Regions from separate parts of the Homo sapiens genome. Here region 2 is linked to region 1. A link is a contact called in ENCODE Hi-C or POLR2A ChIA-PET data. All regions are on one chromosome and are shown on one strand. The core of a region is the stretch at or near the end of the contact, and the rest is flanking DNA. Distances in the headings are between cores, read along the strand shown.

Region 1 (2,700 bases), core at 167-2,666:
GATTATTACGTGGGCACTCAGAACAATGCAGGGAACAGTGAGTTCAACACAAGTCACCGTAGCTACCAGACTGGCCCAACAGAAAATTCTTTCCACAGGATCAAGTCTAAACCCCTCCTGTTTCACCCATTTCTTCCTGACTGCTCAGTGGCAGAAACCAGCCACTAGATTCGCACTGATCCCAGTTGTCTGACCGCACTTCAAGTTTCCCCATTTTCATGCCCCGCTCCTTCTCCGGAACTTCCGTCTTCCTCACTTACCAATGTGTTATCCATCTTCAAGGCTCACCCCCTCTTTGAAATGTTCCCAGCCATCTTATCCCATAGTTCTTTCCATCTTCCTGACACTTGAATCGGAACCACTTTGTCCTTAGTTTTCACATACCGCCCTGTTGTTTTTTTAAAGTGGATCCAGGACTGATAGATGGGAAGGAAGGAGAGATACCAGCGTAGCAAAATGTTAACTGCAGAATCCAGGAAAAGTGTCTATAAAAGCACATGGTGAAATTCCTCCAACTTTTCTAAATGTGTGGGAATCTTCATAATAAAATGTTTTCTTAAAAAAAAAAAATTGGTACCTGCAAATCAGAGGTCTGGCCTTAACTCGAATCCAAAGAAACTGCATCCAGGGCTCTGGGCACAGCGAGCCTCCCCTAAGATCTGCCGTGACTCCTCACAGAGGAAAGGTGTGTACACCGGGGTGCGCAGCTACAGTAACTAAACTTGCAAACACTAACCATGACTGAGACAGCATCTGCTGCAGGGGACGCAGTGATCAGTGTCATTTCATTTGGATACAATTTAACCACGGCCACCAGGTGGGCTTCACGATGTACACATCCCAACAGCTGCTGACCAGCTTCCGATCCTCGCAAGCCCCCTCTGCGGCCTGGCCGTCGGCGGTGCCCTCTGCCCAGAAGAGGCGCGGCCCGGCCACGAACCAGCAAGCAGTAGGGCAGGGCGAGAAGCCCAGGTCGTGGGCTCCAGGCCGCGTCTCCAGCTCGCCCCATCACCCCAGCGCCTCCTGACAGCGACCACGAGCGGAGGCCCGAGCGCTGCCCCAGAACCTGCCAGCTCGCAGGGTCCAGAGACAAAGTTTGAGCACCTCGGCCAAGGTCGCCAAGGCCGGCGTGCGTCGACTCCAGGCCCACCTCTCCCTGGACCCTGTGGCCCCAGGGAGGCGCCCACGTTGGCCGGCGGGGGGTGGTTCTCGCGGGTCCCCGTCCGGGCTTGGGGTCCGGCCGGGAAGGCGCGGCTGGGGCCGGAGCTGGCGGGGCCGGGAAGCGAGGCCCGGCCAAGAGCGGCTGGCCCTAGGCGCGTGTCACTCACATGTTGTTGAAGCGGAACAGGTCGTCGCAGGTAAAGGCCCGTAGCGTGGTCATCGCGCCGCCGCCGCTTCCGAAGACCGTTCGCCAAGACCCCGCGCCCGCCCTGCCGGAAGTCTCCCGGAGCGTGGCCGCCGCGGAACCGAGCGAGACGGGGTACTGCTTCCGGGCTACGAGTTGCTGGGCAACGACAGCAGCAAAGCAGCTTCCTCTGGCGGCCGGCGGCGGGAATTGCCAGGTCGCTCCTGTAAGGCCTCCGGGGCTGTGGCTGCCCAGAACCTCGGAACCCCTCCCAGGCAGCGGCTGCAGAAAGCAGGCGGCGACACCTGGGAAGGAAAGAAGCTGCTGGTGATGCGGAAACCCAAGCAGAAGAGCGGAGTTCGCAGCCACCCGGTGCTGCAGAGTAAATGAGGAATGGGAGAATTTATGACCCAGAATCCCTTGTCCCAGTGTTGCGAGTTGCAGATGTCATCTTAAAATGTCAATACCACGTTTAAAAACAAAAAGAAGGCCGGGCGCGGTGGCTCACGCCTGTAATCCCAACACTGGGAGGCCAAGGCGGGCAGATCACTTGAGTTCAGCAGTTCGAGACCAACCTGGCCAACATGGCGAAACCCCCTCTCTACTAAAAAAAAAAAAAAAAGGAAAGAAATAAAAATTAGCTGGGCGTGGTGGCACGCGCCTCTAATCCCAGCTACTTGGAGGCTGAGGCAGGAGAATCGCTTGAACCCAGGAGGCGGAGGTTGCAGTGAGCCGAGATCTCGCCACTGCACTCCAGCCTGGGCGACAGAGCTAGACTTGGTCTCAAAAATAAATAATAAATAAATAAAAGCAAAACGAAATGTAAAATTGATTTTGATAGTACGCTTTATTTTACCCATTTATTTTTCCTATTTGGGAAAAATATTTTTCCCTGACCCCACTTTATTATACCCGAAATATCATTTCAACATGTAACCAATCAATACTCAACATGTAATCAATCAATAAAAAAAGGAATGTGATATGTTACATTCTTTTTTGCAAAGACTTTGAAATCCGGTGTGTATTTTACATTTGCAGTGCATTTCAATCTGAGAGAGCAGCTGTCATCGGAAATGCTTGTTCTCTATTTAGATTTCATCAATGTATGGTTAAAAAGCAGATTCTCATATCCAAGCGGTTCCAAATATACTGTTTTCAAATCGCTGAACCAAACATCAGTTTTTAAATTTAAAGTAGTTAAAATTAAAAGTTAAAAATTCCTTTATTCAGACCAGACACAGTGGCTCACACCTGTAATCCCAGCTACTTGGGAGGCTGAGGTGGGAGGATCATTTGAGCCCGGGAGGTAGAGGTTGCTCTGAGACATGATTGCACCACTGCACTCCAGCCTG
Region 2 (2,700 bases), core at 131-2,630, 1.2 Mb after region 1:
TTCCCACAAATTAATGAAACTGATTTTGAACAAACAAAATTGACACACAGATACATTTTCTAAGTGATGCACTTTTCCAATGATGTCAGCATTACTCAAAACATTTTTTAGAATATAAACATATAATTGATTTTATAATTGCTGTCAGAAACAAAGGCACATTCTTTTACTGTCCCAGAACATTCAAGATGCTTTCAATTTATTACAAGTACCAAAAGCAGCCACAACTCAAATGGCTCAAGCAGTTAAAGGAATTATTCTTTCCCATAAAAGCGGTCCTGAGGTAGGGCTACAGTGGCTGAACTTCTGCTATGATAAGTATTCAGGGGTTTCCCAGGACACAGCATCAATGCTAAAACTGGCAAAATCCCAATGGACTGATCCCTTCAATGGATGACAGGACCCTCTATGGCTGAAAGACTCTAAAGTTCTTAGTTCTTAGCTGTGACAGGACAGAGAACCGACATGTCCCACCTGCAGCCACACCCATCCCCTTATTATTACTAGATCTTATCAAAAGCTGACTTGAAGAGGAAAAAAGGCCAAAAGACTTCTTTTCTTCACCTAACCGCCGATGCCCTCCTTTTGGTTTTATGGTTCCAACCTGACAGCTACTCTGGGCTACAAAGAGCCCCTTCTTGACAGATGACTGCCAGCTGCAGGCTAGATCAGACTGGTCTCTGGAGATTGCACAGATCGTGAACTTGTGCCCTATGTTTCACCTTTTTGCATTTACAGCCTAATTATAATACATTTAAATGTTAAATCTTCACCCCAGAGTGAACACAGGTCATCCGCTTTTGGATATTCTTCATATGTAAGCCCAGTGCGTGTCTCTAACGAGTTTCCTCCATGAATTTTCATAGGCTTCTCCTGTATGCTACAGAATACGTATATCCTACCTCTCCACCTAGCATAAATACCTACCTTTTCTCCTTCAAAGTATGCTTTATGGCCTCAGGTAGAGGCCTGCTTCCTGCCTGCAAGTTGTAACCTCTTAGAAATAGTTATATTTTGTTTATTTTGATTCTTTTCAGTCGACACATGCAAACAGGAACGAGTTGGCTACTTGAGGGTTGGTTCCTTGTGCATCTCAGTGAGTCTTGAAAAACCCCAGATCCGTCCTTCCTTCCTGCCGCATGTCATCCTAAGGCCAGTGTCTGTCAGGGAGGCAAGGCAGCAGCAGTACTTTTGGGAAACATCCAGAATAACATTAAAAAGCCCCTTTTTCCCCACACGTGTCTTTTATCCAGAGGGTCTGTTTTCCACAAGTTCTTCAGTGATTTCTCCCCAGTCTCATTGGCTGGGATTGGCTTTCACGCCTCTTAACAGGATTGACCATGGTTCATCAAGGGTCAACTTGAAAGCTGAACCCTGCCAACTTTCCCTGAATCTCCTGACTATGGTGGAGGAGTGTGGATCCTGGAACTAAACTGAGGTGATAGGGAGGAAAAGAGAGAAATCAACAGTAAACGCTGCACATCCTCTGTCTGGTAAATGTGCATCACTGATTGTATCCAATCTAGATTCAACCAGAGAGACGGAAGCATTAAGAATGACATAGAATATGGAATTTGCTATAGGGATTTGAGCTTCTACATTTGCGGGAAGGAGCGAGTTGAACACTTAGGAACAGCTGTTGCTGCCGTGTCTGGTGGGGGGCCTGAGAGTGGCAGGACAAGCAGCCTGCCCCAGAAGTGGAAGAAACTGAAAGTGGAGTCCTGAGAGCTGAATCTGCCGCAGGCCCGCGGGCCGCCCGGGAATTAGGAAAGTTAGAGGGGATCCACGCCCACAAGGTAAGCCAGCAGATGGGGACAATTCCCCGGGCTGCGACAGTCCCTAATGTCGGGCACCTACCTTTCAAGCCTACGAGACGACAACACTGCGTCACTTCCGCCTCACGAAGCCCGCATCAGGTCACGTGGCGTGTGCTAACCCCGGAAACCTACAGGCAAGGAATTCTGGGAAACGTAGTTCCCGCTTAGCTAGGTTGACATGGTACAAAGCCACATTACCACGCTAAGTGTGGCTTTGATTTTTAGAAACCGCCTCATGCTAAGTCTAGGGAATACAGTGGTTGAATGGGGTGAGCGCTGACCTTTAGCTATTCTGGAGGAACATGTCACTTTCACTTATTTTCTTTCATGTTTTCCCACCCAGTGCTATGGACTCTGATCGCCCAACCAGAGCAAACCCAGAAGGACAACTCTCCAAGCCTTTCAATCACTCCCACTAACCCGTATTGTGGACACACTATTGTGAGGCCTACTAAGGATGTACTGCTGATGACCTTTTGAAGGTAAGTCAAATGCAGTTAATCCTAAGAGGTTGGTTAGCCCCCTGCATCTTACTGAACACAGTAAATCAAAAGCGCTGTGCCCTTGAGACAAATATGATAAATTCCCTCTGCAGTTTTGAAATGTTTATCAATGCTAAACAAGGTAGGGGGATGTGGGGAGCATGAAAACAGAAAGACAAGGTCTGACAGACACATGGGAGAGATGTCTGTTTCAGAGGCTTAGTTCAAGTGGTTACTGTATTTAGGCTATTTAATTTAAAGGTGGTTACTGTATTTACATACACATCAGAGAAGTCCAAAATTTTAAAGTAAAGATCAGTTTGCAAAGATCTTGTCAAATTATTCGTTTTAAAATGAGGACCCTTATAACAACACAGGTACTTGAAAATATTTTGCTAATG

What was found. A loop is a pair of places that touch in the nucleus more often than their neighbours do. ChIA-PET counts read pairs that join two places held with the same protein, here RNA polymerase II (POLR2A). Pooled maps may share reads with other maps.
Region 2: a map of CD8-positive, alpha-beta T cell shows a loop between it and region 1 (4-fold over the local background). The contact joins the promoter of LINC00652 here to the promoter of NAA20 in region 1. A Hi-C loop is called at or near these places in 2 of 168 maps with a recorded cell type or tissue (CD8-positive, alpha-beta T cell and naive thymus-derived CD4-positive, alpha-beta T cell) and 12 of 50 pooled maps. POLR2A ChIA-PET finds 5 or more read pairs at or near these places in 2 of 52 experiments (activated CD4-positive, alpha-beta T cell and naive thymus-derived CD4-positive, alpha-beta T cell).

What each region holds. Positions count from the first base shown.
Region 1 is chr20:20,016,078-20,018,777 of GRCh38, reverse strand. It overlaps NAA20 (N-alpha-acetyltransferase 20, NatB catalytic subunit), which reads right to left and starts at 1,416. Exons shown (of 6, transcript NM_016100.5): 1 at 1,329-1,416. The coding sequence starts at 1,381. RefSeq lists enhancers at 1-153, 615-1,115, 1,730-1,909 and silencers at 1,170-1,289, 1,340-1,409.
Region 2 is chr20:18,793,264-18,795,963 of GRCh38, reverse strand. It overlaps LINC00652 (long intergenic non-protein coding RNA 652), which reads left to right and starts at 1,380. Exons shown (of 4, transcript NR_026883.1): 1 at 1,380-1,796; 2 at 2,161-2,299. It overlaps LCDR (lysosome cell death regulator), which reads right to left and starts at 1,915. Exons shown (of 1, transcript NR_026885.1): 1 at 1-1,915. RefSeq lists an enhancer at 1,700-2,239.